Linked DNA regions of Homo sapiens: region 2 is linked to region 1. A link is an interaction called in ENCODE POLR2A ChIA-PET data of the cell type or tissue named here. Cell type or tissue: HCT116. All regions are shown on one strand. Each heading gives the region's core, and the rest is flanking DNA. Links, peaks and the distances in the headings are about the cores only.

Region 1 (4,000 bases), core at 1-4,000:
ATGTTTTCTTAAAGAGCCTGATAGTGTATATGTTAGGCTTTGTGAGCCAGGTATTTACAGCAACTCAATTCTACCACTGTGGTATGAAAACAGCTATAGACAATCATAAATGAATGATCATGGCTATGTTTTAATAAAACTTTACAGACACTGAACTTGAACTTCCATTGTGATATGAAAACAGCTATAGACAATCATAAATGAATGATCATGGCTATGTTTTAATAAAACTTTATGGACACTGAGCTTGAACTTCATATATCAGTCATGTGACACAAAATATCATTCTTCTTTTTATTTGTTTTCACCCATTTGAAAAATGTAAAAACTATTCTTAGCTGTACAGAAACAGATGGTGGGTCAGATTTGACTCACTGCCCATAGTTTCCAGACCATGATGTTCAGGTTCATGGAAGCACTTCACTCTACACTAATTTATTCATCCATTCATCACATATGTGATGAGCACATACAGACACACCTCAGAGATATTGCAGGCTCCACTCCAGATCACCACAATAATGTGAATATTGCAATAAAGCAAGTCATACACATTTTTTGGTTTCCCAGTGTGCATAAAAGTATGCTTACCCTATACTGTAATGTGTGCAATAGCATTATGTCTTTTTTTTAATGTACATACTTTAATTTAAAAATAGTTTATTCCTAAAAAATGCTCAAGCAGGGACACAAAGTGAGCACATGCTGTTGGGAAAATGGCACCTACAGACTTGCTCGACACAGGGCTGCCATAAACGTTCAATTTGTAAAAAATGCAATATCTGTGAAGGGCAATGAAATGAGGTATTCCTATACTCTCGTGCAAGGCATAATGCTAAATTGAGAGAAACTAAAACATATAAGACAGACATGATCCTACATCCAGGAATATTGATGATTTGTAAGATGGAAAATGAGGAGGAAGGAAAGGTGCAGTGCAATGGACTCTGTGGTCTGGGGGACACACAGCCCCTTTAAGGACATGGCAGAAGTGAAACACAGACGAGGTTGGGGAAGGAAGGTCAGAGGAAACTCTAGGGTCAGCTGATGGCAGCATCCATTTGCCCCCATATCTTCACTTTTTAAATTTATTAAGTCCATTCTCTTTATTTATGATGGAAATAATGTTAATTTGCTCATGGGTTGTGTTTGAATATTAAGTAAGAAAATAAAGATTAAGCTCTGGTATGTAGTAAGAAACCCAAAGATAAACAAGAGTTAAGGGGCAAGTAGGCAGCAGAGTTTCCCATCTCATTTCTCCAGAATTATATCATCCAGTTTGAAACATGAAATACGGCTTTAAGGTAGAGTTTGGCTTCTCAGCTGGATTTTAAGTACAAGACCACGCCCACCAAAGACAGCAGACAAAGGAGCTAGGGTACACGTTTGAAGAACCCTCTCCCTCCAGCTCTCCACCGTGGGGGTCCACTGTGAGCAGTTTCCCTGGCTGTTTTCCCCCTTTCTGCATCTAACAGTCATTGCACGGCTGGGGAAACAAAGACCCACACAGGCCTTAGTCTCCTTGCGGGGAACCTACAATCCGGAAGCCAGAAGTATGTGACTAAGCTCCCGGAAGCCGGAAGTTAAGGAGCCCGGATGTCACGGAACTGGAAGTTTGAAAGTCCAAGGCCACTGACCTGCAAGCTTCAGAATCTGCAGATTTGGAGTCTTCAAGCCCCAGTAGTGATCCTTTGATATCCAGAGGTTGGATTCTAGCGATCTGAACATGCAAGAGAGTACTGGATGTGGAAATTCTTCCAAATTAGTTGGGTGGCTGAAAAGGGAATTATAAGGAGGAAGAATGAGGGAAAGAGAAGAGAAATTGAATGAATAAAGGGGCCAATCCTTGGGGGGAGGGGGCAGGAGGGGCGGTGCTTGAGACCAGGGCAGCATGTAAGGGACTGCCTATGAATGTCCTAAATATCTGCTATTTAGGGCATTCTGGGATGGGAGTTTGAAAGACTGATGGTGGTGTGTTTTGCAGCCACATGAATGCAGCTGGAACCATCATCCTAAGTGAATTAACTTAGAAAACCAAATACCGCATGTTCTCACCTGTAAGAGAGAGCTAAATATTGGGTACACGTGAACATAAAGATGGGAGCATTAGACAATGGGGACTACTAGATGGAGGAGGGAGGGAGGAGGGCAAGGGTTGAAAAACTACCTATCAGGTACTATGCTCACTAACTGGATTCATTTGTACCCCAAACCTCAGCATCATGCAATATACTCTTGTAACAAACCTAAACGTGTACCCTCAGAATCTAAAAATAAAAGTTGAAATTAAAAAAATCACTGTTGATAGACATTTGGGTTGTTCCCAGTTTGGGTTATTACAAACTGCTTTGCTAGCTTTAACTTTTTTTAAATAATAAACTCTTAAATTTACAGTGCAAGAAATACAGAAAGAGAGAGGAAGACAAAGAAAAAGAAAGGAGATAGAGAAAGGAAAAGCAAAGAAAGAAAAAGAAAAAAGTGAAAGAAAGAGAGGAAGGGAGGAAGGAAAGAAGGAAGGAAGGACAGACTGATGGTGGGATAAGAGAGAAGGGGCTGGGAAGAACTAAGTGGAACATTCTGAAAATGAAGACAGTGGCCGGGCACGGTGGTTCACACCTGTAATCCCAGCACTTTGGGAGACTGAGGCAGGCAGATCACCTGAGGTCAGGAGTTCAAGACCAGCCTGACCAACATGGTGAAACCCCATCTCTACTAAAAATACAAAAATTAACCAGGCATGGTCACGGGCACCTGTAATCCCAGCTACTCAGGAGGCTGCGAGGCAGAAGAATCACTTGAACCTGGGAGGCAGAGGTTGCAGTGAGCAGAGATTGTGCCATTGTACTCCAGCCTGGGTGACAGAGCGAGACTCCATCTCAAAAAATAAAAAATAAAAATAACTCTCTTCTCTCTATTTTCCTTCAATAAATTCTCTTTTTGGCTAAAGTAGTCATTTTAGCCAAAATCTTTCTCTCAAGACAACAAAGAACTGAGGATTTCTGCCCTTTCCAGTATACAACTAGCAGGGATCCCACTGGCATTTTTCTTTGGACAGATAAAATTGGATGTATTTATCAAGAGCAACATGATGTTTAATGGATGTATACATTGGGGAATAACCAGATCTAGCAAATTAATGTATGCCTCGTCTCATATAGTTATTATTTGGTGGTGAGAACAATTTACATCCACTCTCTTAGCATTTTTTAAGAATATAATTTATTATTAACTATAGTCACCATGCTCTACAATTGATCTCCTGAACTTCTTCCTCCTGTCTAACTGAAATTTGTATCCCACCGGGCGCAGTGGTTCACACCATAATCCCAGCACTTTGGGAGGCTGGGGTGGGCAGATCGCTTCAGCCCAAGAGTTCAAGCCCAGCCTGGGCAAAATGGAGAAACCCTAACTCTACAAAAAATATTAGCCAGGCATGGTGGTGCATGCCTGTGGTCCCAGCTACTCTGGAGGCTGAGGAGGAAGGATCACTTGAGCCCAGTAGTTTGAGGCTGCAGTGAGCTGTGACCACACCACTGCACTCCAACCTGAACAACAATTAGACCCTGTCTCAAAAAACAAAAAAAAAAAGTGTATCGTTTGACCAACATCTCCCCAACCCAAGCTACTGGCATTTAGTTAATAGTCCAGGGATGCTGCTCAACAGTCTTCAGTGCATAGGGCAGTTCCTACAGCAAAGAATTATCTGGCCAATAAGGTCACAGTTGAGAAACCCTGACTGTAGGATGCAATGAATCTCTCGGTTTCTCTTCAAAGGTTCAGTCTGTTAACTTCCTTGTCTCTATGCCTCCCTGCCCCAAGTTACTATAAACAGCCTTCCCGTCGGCACTAATCAATAACTCACATCTGTTCCCTCGGTCACGCATTCTGCACCCGTTCCACCCCTCAAAACCACACACATACCCTTCAAAACTGCACGTCCCACCATTGTAACTCACGTCCCCTTCCCCCTTCTTTATTTGAGAGAAATATTCGCAAGTAG
Region 2 (16,708 bases), core at 4,944-8,943, 96 kb before region 1:
TGTTTTCTTAAAATATTACTGACTTTGAGCAAATATTCATATATTTGATCAAGATCTTGATTGCCTTATGTTTACTATATGCCCATTTTTATACAGTTACCAGCGTTTAAAATTATTTTTTTCAATGATTCTTTTTCAGTTGACTTTTGGGGAAATTTATTAGCCATAAAAAGTTTAAAATATTCTTTAGTTAAATATATACCTATCATCTTACTTCTGCAATTATTGCCTTAGTTAAGGTGATTTGCCCACCCACAGATTTCATATGTAGTTTCCCTGTTTTCATGGAAAAGGCATTGTTTACTTTTTTTTTGAGACGGAGTCTCGCCCTGTCAACCAGGATGGAATGCAGTGGTGCGATCTTGGCTCACTGCAACCTTCGCTTCCTGGATCCAAGCGATTCTCCCACCTCAGCCTCCTGAGTAGCTTGGACTGCAGGCAAGTGCCACCATACCCATCTAATTTTTGTATTTTTGGTAGAGATGGCGTTTCGCCATATTGCCCAGGCTGGTCTTGAACTCCCGACCTCAAGTGATCCACCCACCTGGACCTTCCAAACTGCTGGGATTACAGGCATGAGCCACCGTACCTGGCCGATATTGAAGTTTTTAATTCCTCTGACTTTGTGTAAGATGTGTGAGGTAGGTGACCAATTTTATTTATTCCAGACAAATAGCTGTTTATGACAGCATTTATTTAAATATCCAATCCTTTCTAACTAAATTGAAATACAAGCTTGCTGTATATTAAATGCCCATGTATACTGAGAACAAAGTCCTGATTCATTCAGCAAATAATAACTGAGCATCTGCTCTGTGCAAGAGTTTTTTATGAACAGTGTATGCCATATTCTTTTATATCTAGATTTTTGCCAATTTATTAATTTATGTTGATATGATTAAATTATTATTATAGCATGTCAGTTAATTTTCAATACTTCAACAATTTTATTCACTACAGTTGATTATATTTAACCTGGTTTTATTCTCCTGCCATTCTTTCTAATTTTATAATTCTTTTTTTAATAATGCATACATCGTCACATCTTTTTATGAAAATATGAAGGTAGCCAGGCACTGTGGCTCAGGCCTGTAATCCCAACACTTTGGGAGGCCGAGGTGGGTGGATCACGGGGTCAGGAGATCGAGACCATCCTGGCCAACATGGTGAAACCCCGACTCTATTAAAAATACAAAAATTAGCCAGGTGTTGTGGCTCATGACTGTAATCCCAGCTACTTGGGAGGTTGAGGCAGGAGAATCGCTTGAACCCAGGAGGCGGAGGTTGCCAGTCAGCCGAGATCGCGCCACTGCACTCCAGCCTGGTGACAGAGCAAGGCTCCATTAAAAAAAAAAAAGAAAAGAAAAAAGAAAGAAAGAGAGAGAGAAGGAAGGAAGGGAGGGAGGGAGGGAAGGAGGGAAAAAAATACATAAGTGAACATCCATGGTAACATCCCTGCTCATTTTGACCTTGTGCTATAATGGTGAAAATACAGTAGAATTAAATAAAGGTGCATGATGCAATGTCATAAGGTGTAAATCAAATAAAGAATATTTCTTAGTGTAAAATAATAGAATTGTCAGGCCAAGCGAGGTGACTCATGCCTATAATTCCAGCACTTTGGGAGGCCCAGCTGGGAGGATCACATGAAGCCAAGAGTTTGAGACCAGCCTGGGCAACAAAACAAGACCCTGTCTCTACAAAGCATGAACAAAATTAGCTAGGTATGGTGACACATGCCTTTCGTCCCAGTCATTCAAGAAGCTGAGGCATGAGTATTATATAAGCCCAGAAATTTGAGGCTGCAGTGAGCTATGATTGCACCACTGCACTCCATCTTTAGCAAGAGAGTAAGACCCTATCTCAACAATGAATAAATAGAATACAACAGAATAGAATAGAATAGTCATGACGTGTGCAAAATTTAATATGTAATATGGTCTGGGCAGGCATTTTCATGTTGGACAAAGACCAGAAACAAGCTCATTGGATTTGTCAAAAAAGTGATCAAAATTCAAAGTCCACAAGTAGCAAAAAAAAAATAAAATAGGCCAGGCGCGGTGGCTCACGCCTGTAATCCCAGCACTTTGGGAGGCCGAGGCAGGCGGATCACGAGGTCAGGAGATCGAGACCATCCTGGCTAACATGGTGAAACCCCATCTCTACTAAAAATACAAAAATTAGCCGGGCACAGTGGCGGGCACCTGTAATGCCAGCTACTCAGGAGGCTGAGGCAGGAGAATGGCGTGAACCCGGGAGGCTGAGCTTGCAGTGAGCCAATATTGCACCATTGCACTCCAACCTGGGCGACAGAGCGAGACTCTGTCTCAAAAAAATAATAATAAAATAATAAAATAAAATAAAGGCCACACAGGAAATACAAGAAAAGTGAGAAAGGGACTGCTTCATCCACTCTCAATTCATATAAAAACCAATTGATCAAGTAAATATGGAATAGGCACAGAAAAAAATGAGTCTTTTACTGTTTCATATAAAAATGCCCAAATCTTGTCATTGTTTGTATGTTTCTTTTTGTGAATTGTTGGCTTATTCTCTTTGCTCCATTTTTCTATTAGGATATGCGATCTGTACCTTTGTTGCCAAAAAAGGTATCATTAGTTTTTGTCATGGGTAGCAGCTATCTGGGGCCGGCATCATGTAGGCAGTAAGAATTTACCAAGACAGTTGTAGATAAAGAAAGGCAAATTTAATTAGAGAAAGGATAATAATACATTGCAAGGGTGCAATGGGCAGGTTAGCAAGAAAGGAGCTGACTGCAAGGAGGCAAAGGCTTGCTGGGGATTTTATAGGATAGTGCTTGTGCTGCGAGCTGAAGAGGGCTTTGTGCGGTACTGATAATGCCAAGGTTGCAGTGAGCTAACTTGCATTTTTCCATCAGCTGAGGGTCAGGTGATAAGACGGGTGCAGGAAGATTGTGAGTCATTGGCACACGAGGGTTGTGTGTCCTGGACCATGAAGAAAGGCAGACTTAGAGCTTATCTATCTTCTCTTTTTGTTTTTCCCTGCTTCAGCCAGCCTGACTCCATTTCCCTAATTAGGACTCCACAGTCTTGTCTTTTGGATAACTTTATTTACTTATTTCTAGTTCCAAAAGGAAAGCTAAAACTTTAATAATCATTAAAACCGACATAATTAAATACTATTGTTAAATTAAAAACCATGAAGTCAATAAAGATGTCAGAATTCTTTATTTTTGATCTTTTATTTATTTTGCCAGGCATCGAGGAGATACAATGGAAGCTGAAATGTAACCATAACCAGGGTCGCTTTTATTTTCCATCCTATAAGATCCCCAGCAAGCCTTTGTCTCCTTGGAGTCAGTTCCTTTCTTGCTAACCTACCCGTTGCACCCTTGCAATGTATTTTTGTCCTTTTGCTGAGGGATTACCTGAGTTTATTAGACTTTTTCCTTACTGGGGTCTGTTTAATTTCTCTCACTCTGTTTATTGAACAGCTCTTTTATGTTTCTTTAAACACAGGGCTGAAAACAGTCATACCAAAATGGAAGTCCAAGTTTACATGTGTATACAGACTTGTGAACTGGAATTTCTTGTACCAATTCTACATTCTGTAGGGAAAAAAGAATCTGATATTAAAAGCTTTCCTTGAGCCAAATGCAGTAGCTCATGCCTGTAATTCCAGCACTTTGGGAGGCCAAAGTGGAAGGTTCACTTGAGGCCAGGAGTTCAAGACCAGCCTGGGCAACATAGGCAGACCTGGTCTCCACAAAAAATGTAGAAATCAGCCAAGGGTGGCGGCACATGGCTGTGGTCCCAACTACTTGGGAGGCTGAGGCAGGAGGATGGCTTGAGCCTGGGTGGTTGAAGCTGCAGTGAGCTATGATCACACCACTGCACTCCTGCCTGGGCCCTCTTCGGCCAGTGTGCTGCATGTGTATATGTGTGTGTGAGTGAGTGTGTGGCTGCATGTCTTTGGAGTGACAGCAGGTTTCAGAGCAAGAGGGACCTGGCCTCAATATATTTTATTATAAAGGAGACCAATGAAACAGAGGCCAGAACCCAAGACACCAGAAGGAAATAAAGAGGGGATGCATTTCAATTGATGTGACACCTTTCTAGTCCAGTTAATAAAGTGCAGGTGCAACAGCATCTAGACAGATGGACACTTTGTCCCTTGATGTTTTGACAGCCAGGTCCCCTTATTCTGCAACATCCTCTGACACCATGTCCCATCACTCTCCGTCTTACTGATTCCCTGGCCACACTGGCTTCTGTGTTGGACTTGAACATCTGAAAGAAGCACGTCCCAACCAGGTGCAGTGGCTCATGCCTATAATCCCAGCACTTTGGGAGGCCGAGGTGAGCGGATCACCTGAGGTTGGGAGTTCAAGACCAGCCTGACCAACATGGAGAAACCCCGTCTCTACTAAAAATACAAAATTAGCTGGGCGTGGTGGTGCATGCCTGTAATCCCAGCTACTCGGGAGGCTGAGGCAGGAGAATCGCTTGAACCTGGGAGGTGGAGGTTGCAGTGATCTGAGATTGCGCCACTGCGCTCCAGCCCGGCAACAGAGCGAGACTCTGTCTCAAAAAAGAAAACAAGAAAGAAGCACATCCCTCAAAGTTTTTGTACTGCCATTCCTCCTGCCAGGCACCCACTTCAACAGATAACTTCATGAATCTTGCCCTGTCTTCCTTGAGATCTTTTTTCAAACATCACCTTGTTTGCAGGTCTTGAATAATAATCAGCAAACAAACAAACAAAAAACAAAAGAAACACTTCATACCCTCCCTCCTTTTTACCTGCTTTGTTTATTTTCCAAGCGCCTGTTCCCATCTGACATATTATGTGATTGTTTAATTTGTTTATATTCGATTGTTTAATTTGTTTATATTCTTTCTTCATCATTAGATTGTAGGGACTTTTGTTTCTCAGCATTGTTCACTCATTATCTAGACAGTGACAAGAACATGGTCAACATTCAATTTATATTCCTCAAATTCATAGAAGAAGTTCTCATTCTTTTTTTTTTTTTTTTTTTTTTTTTTTTTGAGATGGAGTCTCGCTCTGTCACCAGGCTGGAGTGCAGTGGCATGATCTCAGCTCACTGCAACTTCTGCCTCCCGGGGTCAAGAGATTCTCCTTGCCTCAGCCTCCCAAGTAGCTGGGACTACAGGCGCATGCCACTACACCAGGCTAATTTTTGTATTTTTACTAGAGACAGGGTTTCACCATGTTGGCCAGGATGGTCTCAACCTCTTGACCTCGTGATCCGCCTGCTTTGACCTCCCAAAGTGCTGGGGTTACAGGCATAAGCCACCGTGCCCAGCCAGAAGTTCTTATTCTAACTGCAGAATGTACGCTGTCTTCAGTTAAGGCTGAGAGTGGGAAGGAGTTCCTAATCAGAGATGACATGGAGATCCCTTAAAGAGAACCAGATTCATACACAAAATGTAAGATAATTTATTGGCTATAAAATATAAATGATGGTATTTCTGAAAGGTTAGCAATGCATGCCTGTCTCGTTTCCCTCTTTCTCTCTCTCTCTCTGATAGTCACTTCAATCAAATGGAACCAGGAAATGATACACAAATTTCAGAATTTCTTCTTCTGGGATTTTCACAAGAACCTGGACTGCAACCCTTCCTCTTTGGGCTGTTCCTGTCCATGTACCTGGTCACTGTGCTCGGGAACCTGCTCATCATCCTGGCCACAATCTCAGACTCCCACCTCCACACCCCCATGTACTTCTTCCTCTCCAACCTGTCCTTTGCTGACATTTGTGTTACTTCCACCACCATTCCAAAAATGCTGATGAACATCCAGACACAGAACAAAGTCATCACCTACATAGCCTGCCTCATGCAGATGTATTTTTTCATACTCTTTGCTGGATTTGAAAACTTCCTCCTGTCCGTGATGGCCTATGACCGGTTTGTGGCCATCTGTCACCCCCTGCACTACATGGTCATTATGAACCCTCACCTCTGTGGACTGCTGGTTCTAGCATCCTGGACCATGAGTGCTCTGTATTCCTTGCTACAAATCTTAATGGTAGTACGGCTGTCCTTCTGCACAGCCTTAGAAATCCCCCACTTTTTCTGTGAACTTAATCAGGTCATCCAACTTGCTTGTTCTGATAGCTTTCTTAATCACATGGTGATATATTTTACAGTTGCGCTGCTGGGTGGAGGTCCCCTGACTGGGATCCTTTACTCTTACTCTAAGATAATTTCTTCCATACATGCAATCTCATCAGCTCAGGGGAAGTACAAGGCATTTTCCACCTGTGCATCTCACCTCTCAGTTGTCTCCTTATTTTATGGTGCAATCCTAGGGGTGTACCTTAGTTCTGCTGCCACCCGCAACTCACACTCAAGTGCAACAGCCTCAGTGATGTACACTGTGGTCACCCCCATGCTGAACCCCTTTATCTATAGTCTGAGGAATAAAGACATAAAGAGGGCTCTGGGAATACATTTGTTGTGGGGAACAATGAAAGGGCAATTTTTCAAGAAGTGCCCATGATTGCAGGGCTCTAAGCTTCAGAGGTAGTAACTGTCATTCTTCAATCAGATAGTGGAAATAGAACTTGCTCCTTCTATTAATACTTATTATATTTCTGGGAGTTTCAATTTGTTGTGATTTCAACTGGTCTTGTAGAATTTAAGCAACTCCTTTTATTAAGCTTTCTGCTCTCTGATATCCAACAGTTTTTTCTCTTTGTTGTTTTCCTACTTTCTCAAGGTTATTTCCGACTTTGGATCAGAAACACTTTGGAGATTTCCATTTGTCTCATACAGGGAAGAGTTGTATGTCTCCTGTGGCATAGACTACACTTGGCAATTGGGGTAATTGATGTAAATTTATAGTGGAATATGACCTGAGACCACAATTTGTTCACTTTTGTATTCTTCAGTCCTATGTCTGTCTCTACCTTCAATGCTCCTCCTGATAATGTAGACCTGAACATACTTGTGTATTTTGCAGCTGGTCATGAGATTGTGTTGTCCTCATTAGGACATCATGTCTTTGTCAGTGCCATGTCCACAGTATCTGCCATACTCCCTGGCATAGTACGGTAAGGCAAAAATTGTTTATCAAAAATATGTTCCGAGTGCAATGCCCACTGAAAGACAAACTTGCATATGTTGATTAACTTAATATGGACTTACAGTCAGAGATGACCTTAAATATGATGGAGTAAAATTGTCAATCATACATTGAATTGCTATGGAAGACTTGTTTTTATGATGTGCATGGACTCATTGAAGTATGGAAGCTTAGTGCCCATATATAAGTTTATTTATTGGAGTGATGGATTTGGTGCCATGGTCTATAATGTTTCATGCATCCATACTTCTGTTTTTGCTTCAAAATTTTTAGTGCTCCCTACAAATACGAATCCTTCTATCCCACTAACCAAAATACCTCCTTCATTATAAAATTTTGTCGTAAACATTAAAGTGCAGGTCAGTGAACAATATTCAATGTATCATCAATTTATTCATCTCTTTTATGCTCTAAATTCTCTTAAATACTCATGATTAAAGAATGACTCACACAAAACCTTGAGCTTCTCCCCAGTCATGCCTCTGGGAATGGGGAATTGTGATTCAGGTGAAAAGGGTGACTCACACCAAACCTTTAACTTATCCCGTTATGTCTCTGGGAATGGAAAATTGTGATTCAGGTGCACAAATTATTCCTGCAAAAAACATACATCTCATTCTAACCTCTCCAGATCACCTAGATGGGGAATCTCAACAGTAGTCTTTTTTTTAATACAGTTATCTGAATTATACATGAGTATCCAGGGAATCATGAATGCTTCCAAGTATTAGAACAAATGCCAAAATAAGAAGCAGCAGACTATTCTGAATGTCCTCAGTCCTATTTGCAATGCTTATTGTATCAGTAAGCTATTGCTGAATAACAAGTCATCTCATAGTAAATGGTTTAAGATGATGCTTTTCTTGTCTCATAGGGAGTCTACGTTGGGGGTGTCTTCTGGTCTCTGCTGTCCTCCTCATGAAGCTGTAGTCAGCTGTGAGTCAACAGTAGGGCTTTGCTGATCTTGCCCGAGTTCTCTTACATTTGGAGGCTTGTTGGCTGTGGGCTGACCTAGGGTGGCCACAGTTGGGACAGCTTGCCAACTGTCTTAACATGGCTTTACATGTCCTCTCCTCCTAAAGCTGGCTGGCCTGGACTTGTTTGCATGGCAGAGGCAGAGTTACAGGAGAGAGCAACAGAAACATGCCAAGTTCCCTTGAGGGACACTCAATTCCACCATATTCTTTTGGCTAAAGCAAATGAAAAGATCCTGAGTCCATCGCCTCAAATAGTTACCTTTTTTGGTGGAAAGAGCACCTAAACTCTACTCTTAGAAAATTCACAGTGTACAGTATAATATTTTTAACTATAGTCGTCATAGTGTACATTAGATGTCTAGGCTTATTCATCCTACATAACCACAACTCTGTACGTTTTGACCCACATTTTCCCATTCCCCACTCCTCCCATTCTCACCCCTCCATAACCAGAATTGTACTCTCTATTTCTATGTATTTTACATTTTAAGCACAAGATCTCAATCTGTCACCCAGACTGAAGTAGAGTGGTGTGATGGTAGCTCACTGAAGCCTCGATCTCCCAGGCTGAAGCCATCCTCTTGCCTCAGCCTCCTGAGTAGCTGGAACCACAGGCTCACACCACCATGCCTGGCTCACTTGTTCATATTTTTAGTAGAGATGACATCTTGCTCTGTTGCCCAGGATGGTCTCAAATTCCTGAGTTCAAATGGTGATCCCATCTTGACCTCCCAAAATGCTGGGATTACAGGCATGAACCACCACCACACCTGGTCAGTATTTGACATTGTTTAGATTCCACATATAAGTGAAATAATGTAGCATTTTTTATTCCTCTCTCTGGCTTATTTCATGAGCATAATATCCACTTATACACTGTTGGTGGGAATGTAAATTAGTCCAGCCACTGTGGGAAGCGGTTTGGAGATTTCTCAAAAAACTGAGTTGAACTACCATTTGACCCAGAAATCCCATTATTGAGTATATAGCCAAAGGAAAATAAATCATCCTGCCAAAAGGACTCATTCACCCATATGTTCACTGTGGTGCTATTCACAATAGCAAAGACATGGAATCATTGCAGGTGCTCATCAATGGTGTATTGGATAAAGAAAATGTAGTATGTACACACCAGGGAATACTATGCAGCCATAAAAAAGAAAAAAACATGTCCTTTGTAGCTACATGGAGAGAACTCAAGGCCATTATCCTAAGTGAACTAATGCAGAAACAGAAAACCAAATACTTCATGTTCTCGCTTATAAGTGCGAGCTAAACATTGGGTACACACGGACATAAAGTTGGGATCAACAGACACTGGAGACTACTATAGTGGGGAGAAAGGGAGTAGGAAAAGGGCTGAAAAACTACCTCTTGGGTACTCACTACCTGGGTGATGGGTTCAGCCATACCCCAAACTTTAGTGTCACACAATATATCTTTGTAACAAACCTACACATATACCCCATGATTCTAAAATAAAAGTTGAAAAAGAAAGTTACCTCTTTGTTCTCTTTGGTTTCAAGGGATTCATGAATGCAGAGCCCCATCAACTCCCAGAGCTAAATAATTTAGGATCCTGTCCCTTGGGTGAAAGCCATAAAAGTTAGGGAGCTCCATGTATGGATACACTTATTATCTAGAAAATCTGGGGACTTTGTTTTATTATTCATGTGAATCAGAGGGGAAAAGGTAAATGGAAAGCACACTGTATTGGGGCACATTGACCAATGGAAAAGAATACAGAGCCCAGAAATAAATCCATGAATTTACAGCCAATTTTTATTTTTGACAAATTGCCAAAAAAAAAAAAAGCACAATAGTGAGAGTACCATCTCTTCAATAAACGGTGCTGGGAAAACTGGATATCCATATGCAGAAGAATGAAATTAGACCCTCATTTCACACCATATACAAAAATTAAATGAAAATAGGTTAAAGACTCAAACACGGATGAAACTAGAGGCCATTATCTTAAGTGAAATAACTCAGAAATAGTCAAATACTGCATGTTCTCACTTACAAGTGGGAGCTAAATAATGTGGACACATAAATATAGAATGTGGAATAATAGACATTGGAGACCCAGAAGGGTGGGAAGATGAGAGGGGGTTAGGACTGATAAATTACTTAATGGGTACAATGTACACTATTTGGGTGATGGTTACACTAAAAGCCCAGACTTCACCACTAGGCAAAATACCCATGTAACAAAACTGCACTTACACCCCTTAAATTTACACAAATTTTATTTATTTTTTATTTTTTTAGACGGAGTCTTGCTCTGTCGCCCAGACTGGAGTGCAGTGGCACAACCTTGGCTCACCACAACCTCCACCTCCCAAGTTCAAGCAATCCTTTTGCCTCAGCCTCCCGAGTAGCTGGGATTACAGGCACATGCCACCACGCCCACCTAATTTTTTATTTTTAGTAGAGATGGGGTTTCGCCATGTTTGCCAGGCTGGTCTCGAACTCTAGACCTCAAGTGATCTGACCGTCTCAGCCTCCCAAAGTGCTGGGATTACAGGCATGAACCACTGCACCCAACCAATTTACGCAAATTTTTAAAAACATTTAAGGATAACACCTGAAGCTATAAACCTTCCAGAATAAAATATAGGCAGAAAGCAGTAGTCTGGGCAATGGTTTTAAAATATACCCCTCAAAACACAGGCAACGAAAGTGAAAATAGACAAGTGGGATTACATCAAATTAAAAACCTTCTGCACAGCAAAGAAAACAATCAACAGAGAGGCAACCTATGGAAGGAGAGAAAACATTTGCAAACCACACATATGATAAGGGGTTAATATCCCAATATAGAAGAAACTCAACATCAAGGAAACAAGTAACCCAGTTTAAAAAAAAAAAAATAGGCAGAGGACATGAAGAGACATGTCTCAATAGAAGACATACAGCTGGCCAACAGGTACATGAAAAAATGCTCAACATCACTGATTATCAGAGAAATGTACATTATAACCACAATGAGATGTCACCTCAAACCTGTTAGGACGGCTATTATAAAAAAGGCAGGTGGCTGGGTGCGGTGGCTCATGCCTGTAATCCCAGCACTTTGGGAGGCTGAGGCGGGTGGATCACGAGGTCAAGAGTTGAAGACCAGCCTGGCCAAGACGGTGAAACCCCATCTCTACTAAAAATACAAAAATTAGCCGGCGCAGTGGCGGGCACCTGTAATGCCAGCTACTCAGGAGGCTGAGGCAGGAGAATTGCTTGAACTTGGGTGGTGGAGGTTGCAGTGAGCTGAGATCGCACCACTGCACTCTAGCCTGGGCGACAGAGCGAGACTCCATCTCAAAAAAAAAAAAAAAAAAAAAAAAAAAAAGACAGGAGATAAGTGCTGATGAGGATCTGGAGAAAAGGGAGCCCATGTACCTTTTTGGTGGAAACTTAAGGTAGTACAAGCATTATAGAAAATAGTTGGGGGTTCTCCAAAAAACTAAAAATAGAACTACCATATGTGTATAATCCCATGACTGCATATATAGCCAAAGGAAATGAAATCAGTATGTTGAAGAGATATCTGCACTTCCGCATTCGTTGCAACACTATTTACAAAAGCCAACATATGGAGTCAACCTCAGTGTCCGCCAAAGAATGAATAGATCAAGAATACGTGGTGCATATCCACAATAGAACACCACTCAGCCTTTAAAAAGAAGGAAATCCTGTCATTTGTGACCACACGGATGAACCTGGAGGACATTACATTAAATGATAAGCCAGGCACAGTGAAACAAATTCTGCACACTCGTACATGGGGAATCTTAAAATGATAATGAACTCATAGAAGTAGAAAGAAGAATGGTGACAATGGTGAGGGACATTTTGTGTTGTCCCAGCAATTGCTGATGAGGAAATAAAAGATACAGGGAGATGCTAACACAGGTGTGGAGGACACACTAGGAGAATGTTGTCCATATTCTGAGATTGGGACTGATTGAGGGGTTGTGCTATGGTACGTAAGATTTAAATAGCATAGAATGAATAAAATGCAGAAGAAAATATTCAAGCACATCATATATGATAAGGGTACCTACAAACTAGTTTCATGATACTCTTTCTTCAGCCACCTGTGTGTGTATATTTGCATGTGCAGGCATGCTGGCTCATGATGTAAAAGGTATTTCTTACTTTCAGACACAAAGAGTGTGGAATCCACTGCAGTAAAGGCGGAATAGTTTTGTTTTGTTTTTTGTTTTTTGTTTTTAAGGCAAGTTCCTGGGAAATGCAGCCTGAATGAAGAGCTCAAGAGAAGAGCCACACTGTTGGGAGAACAGGTAGCCAGCGTAGAACTGACATTATCTCCGGACTCCAGGGCCCATACCCTGAGCAGAATTTCATTGATCCACTTGCCTCATTACAGAATTCACATCAGACCCCTGATCTAATTGTTATTCCTGTATCTATTCCATATTTATGGACCACACATGTTTTGTTTTTGTTTTTATTTTTGCTTTGAGACAGAGTTTCACTCTTGTCACCCAGGCTGGAGTGCAATGGCGCGATCTCAGCTCACAGCAACCTCCACCTCCCAGGTTCAAACGATTCTCCTGCCTCAGCCTCCCAAGTAGCTGGGATTACAGGCACCTGCCACTACACCCAGCTAATTTTTGTATTTTTAGTAGAGACAGGGTTTCACCATGTTGGCCAGGCAGGTCTCGTGATCCACCCACCTCAGCCTCCCAAAGTGCTGGGATTACAGGTGTGAGCCACCATGCCCGGCCCACACATGTTTTTATATGGTCCAGTAGTAGATGAGGCAGGCCTTTCTCTCACTTTTCCTTGTGGGATCTGTTCTTTGTAATTCCCAGGTATTGAGTTTTTCCCTCTTTTCTGACAAATCCAGTGGGCACTCTCTAGTCCAATTCCGTTCCTCGTGCAAGATGCAAAGACCTCCCCAGACCATACTTTAGAAAATCCTGCCCCTGCCACGACAATCTATCATTTTTCTTCATATGACTTACCTCTGGGGACTTTATGTCAGACACACATTTATTCCATTGTTTTCTGCCCTTTCCATTACAAGGTAAGATCTAAATTAGCAGGGATTTCACCTGCTTTCTTCACTGTTGTGGTTTCACAAAAAGTTGTACGTCTACATAGGAACACTTTTTTTTTTCCTGTGTGATTTTTTTTCTTTAAGGTCTGGGATACATGTGCAGAACGTGCAGGTTTGTTACATAGCTATACATGTGCCATGGTGGTTTGCTGCACCTGTCAACCCGTCATCTAGGTTTTAAGCCCCTCATGCATTAGGTATTTGTCCTAATGATCTCCCTCCCCTTGCCCCCGACCCCCCAACAGGCCCCCATGTGTGATGTTCCCCTCCCCATGTCCATGTATTTTCATTGAGAAACACATTTTTTTAAATTAAGAACTTATTAAACAAAAGGAATGGCTGGGAAAATAAAGCTTGGTTAAATAAGGTGGATTCAAAACAACCACATTGAACAAAACTGAATAAAATTCTAAAATAAATGATCTATCCCGGCGCAGTGGCTCATGCCTGTAATCCCAGCACTTTGGGAGGCCAAGGTGGGCAGATCAACCTGAGGCCAGGAGTTTGAGACCAGCCTGACTGCCATGGTAAAACCCTGTCTCTACTACAAATACAAAAAATTAGCTGGGCAGAGTGGCGGCGCATGCCTGTAATCCCAGCTACTCGGGAGGCTGAGGCACAAGAATCACTTGAACCCAAGAGGTTGAGGCTGCAGTGAGCTGAAATTGTGCCACTGCACTCCAGGCTGGGTGACAGAGCGAGACTGTATCTCTAAATAAATAAATAAACGCATAAAAATAAAATAAATGATCAAAGAAAAAGATAGAAAATAACCATTAATCACATCAACATGGGTTTCGAATTTGAGATTAAGTTGACAAAAACTTGGAAATGAAAGAATATAAAAATATACTTTCTTAAAGCAGTGGAAGAAAACAACAGTATGTAAAGTTATGATTTCATCTTATACAAACTGAAATGGATTAAAATATGCTTACATGAAGAATACACAGGAAATCTCAACGTGGGTATAAGAATATGTTCCACATAGTGGCAAAAGATAACCACTATTTTTAAAAGTAGTTCTGATTAATTGGAAACGTGGAATCAACCTAAATGCCCATCAACAATAGACTGGTTAAAGAAAATGTAGTACATATACACCCTGGAATACTATGCAGCCATATAAAGGAATAAGATCATGTCCTTTGCAGGGATGTGGCTGGAGCTGAAAGCCATTATCCTCAGCAAACTGACCCAGGAACAGAAAACCAAATACCACATGTTCCCACTTATAACTGGGAGCTGAAGAGTGAGAACACGGGGACACAGGGAGGGGAACGACACACACTGGAGCCTGTCAGGGGGTGGGGGTGAGGGGAAGGAGAGCATTAAAAAAAATAGCTAATGCATGCTGGGCTTAATACCTAGGTGATGGGTTGATGGGTGCAGCAAACCACCATGGCACATGTTTACCTATGTAACAAACCTGCATATCCTGCACATGTACCCCCGAAATTAAAATAAAATTTTAAATTTAAAAAAAATAGATCTGATTGCAAAAAAGAAAAAAGAAAGGTGGCAATAAAGAAAAAAGATGTGGACACAGGAAGGGGAATATCACACACCGGGGACTGTTATGGGGCAGGGGGAGGGGGGAGATATACCTAATGCTAAATGACGAGTTAATAGGTGCAGCACGCCAACATGGCACATGTGTACATATGTAACCAACCTGCGTGTTGTGCACATGTACCCTAAAACTTAAAGTATAATAAAAAAGAAAGAAAAAAATGTGTGAAATAAGGTGGAAATACATATAAAAGGTGATTTATTGCGATGAAATATGTAGAAAGCTTTTTAAACTCTCTAAACTATCTAAAATGCAACAGAAGGGAGATACACAGTGTGACCCACTGATAGACCTGACCGCACAAAACTGATAAACTTTAACGCATTCACCCCAAGCGCATCTATAAATACAAAAAGAACTAAATGGCAAACAACAACGTTGGTGAAAAAACGTTCACCAACTCCCATTCTTATGTTTGAAAAAAATGCAATCAAATACAGGAATGAAAACACTGCAAACTCGCTATACAAAAGCAAAGATCTCGCAAAGACTGTTTGCAATAGAAACAGGAACTATCTAACAAACCCACTAATCGATTAAGCCTCACAAGTAAGGAAGTAATTGCAAAGTAAAGCTTGCTATCATACCCCTTTTCACTTATTAAATAAACATATTTTTTTCATCTGGATAACCCGCATGAGAAAAGATACTTTAAAATGTATGACTTATCAGCCGGGCGCGGTGGCTCACGCCTGTAATCCCAGCACTTTGGGAGGCAGAGACGGGCGGATCACGAGGTCAGGAGATCGAGACCATCCTGGGTTACACGGTGAAACCCCATCTCTACTAAAAAATTCAAAAAAATTAGCCGGGCGTAGTGGCGGGCAACTGTAGTCGCAGCTACTCGGGAGGCTGAGGCAAGAGAACGCCGTGAACCTGGGAGGCGGAGCTTGCAGTGAGCCGAGATCGTGCCACTACTGCGCTCCAGTCTAGGGGACAGAGCGAGACTCCGTCTCAAAAATAAATAAATAAATAAATAAATAAATAAATAAATAAATAAAATAAATAAAATGTATGACTTATTAACTGCTGTGGCAAGGTAGCATTTGCAAATAATACATTGGTGTGATCTTTTTAATGGATACAGGAACATACTCAAAATACACCCAATATTAAAAATATTTTAAAAGCCCTCACTTTGCTGCATATCCTTTACACTTAATACTCAGTTTTTTTTCTCTCTTACCTGCAAAACTCCTTGACTATGAACTGATGTTACCAGCACCACTTTTTAGCTCCCATTCCTTCTTCAGTCTTACCAATTGGAATTCCATTCCCACCACTTAATTGTCAGCAGTGGTCTCTGCATTGCTGAGTCTAACAGACACTGCTCTTTTTAGCATACTAAATAGATTGATTATGAAATAATCAGTCAACTAAGCAAACAAACATAGCAACCTCTTGGCGCTGGCCTAAGTTGGATTGGCTCTCAGGTGACTTCAGGTAAACATTCCCAGCTTCCGTTCTCTCTGAACCTTTCCCATGAAACCTGCTGAGGGCTCCTGGGCTCACCTGGATGGGGTCTCAGAGAAGAGGATCTCCAGATGGAAGTCTGAATTTTACCCTGAATGGTTGATGATAGAGGATGAAGCTCTGTCCCCAGACGAGACAGCAGGAAAGAGTGAGGCATAGGTCCTCTAGCCAGATTTATGTTCTACATAGCGGCAAAAGATGACCACTATTTTTTAAAGTAGATCCATTAATTGGAGTGAAAACATGGACTCGACCTAAATGCCCATCAACAACAGACTGGTTGAAGAAAACGTGGTACATATACACCATGGAATACTATGCAGCCATAAAAAGGAATGAGATCATGTCCTGTGCAGAGTCTTAACAATTGAACTTCCATTCCCACCTGGAATGGGCTGAAGGGTCCCATTCAGCCCAGTCCCCAGTCTGGGACTCAGATTAGCTAGCCTACTTTTGGGGTATGATAGCAAGCTTTACTTTGCAATTATTTCCTTGTGAGGGTTAATC

Evidence for each region. Peaks named below come from ENCODE experiments on the same cell type or tissue, not always from the same donor. Only the 100,000 strongest peaks of a DNase experiment are listed, where the experiment ranks them.
Region 2: POLR2A ChIA-PET joins it to region 1 with 8 read pairs; 3 of 35 experiments call an interaction of 5 or more read pairs at or near these places.

The regions. Positions count from the first base shown.
Region 1 is chr19:14,728,949-14,732,948 of GRCh38, reverse strand. It overlaps ADGRE2 (adhesion G protein-coupled receptor E2), which reads left to right. Exons shown (of 21, transcript NM_013447.4): 21 at 1-557. It also overlaps a transcript of ZNF333 not described here. Among named protein-coding and RNA genes, the nearest start is that of ZNF333, 41 kb to the right of the region's middle. RefSeq lists an enhancer at 1,184-2,383. In HCT116, for the core only: no CTCF peak of the experiment used is centred there; a DNase peak (open chromatin) is centred at 1,568; H3K4me3 peaks cover 1,459 bases; H3K27ac peaks cover 1,084 bases.
Region 2 is chr19:14,817,084-14,833,791 of GRCh38, reverse strand. The region is part of intron 1 of OR7C1 (olfactory receptor family 7 subfamily C member 1); the gene reads left to right. It overlaps OR7A5 (olfactory receptor family 7 subfamily A member 5), which reads left to right. Exons shown (of 2, transcript NM_017506.2): 2 at 5,538-7,551. The coding sequence starts at 5,551. The coding sequence ends at 6,510. Among named protein-coding and RNA genes, the nearest start is that of OR7A5, 9.7 kb to the left of the region's middle. In HCT116, for the core only: no CTCF peak of the experiment used is centred there; no DNase peak of the experiment used is centred there; H3K27me3 peaks cover 2,348 bases.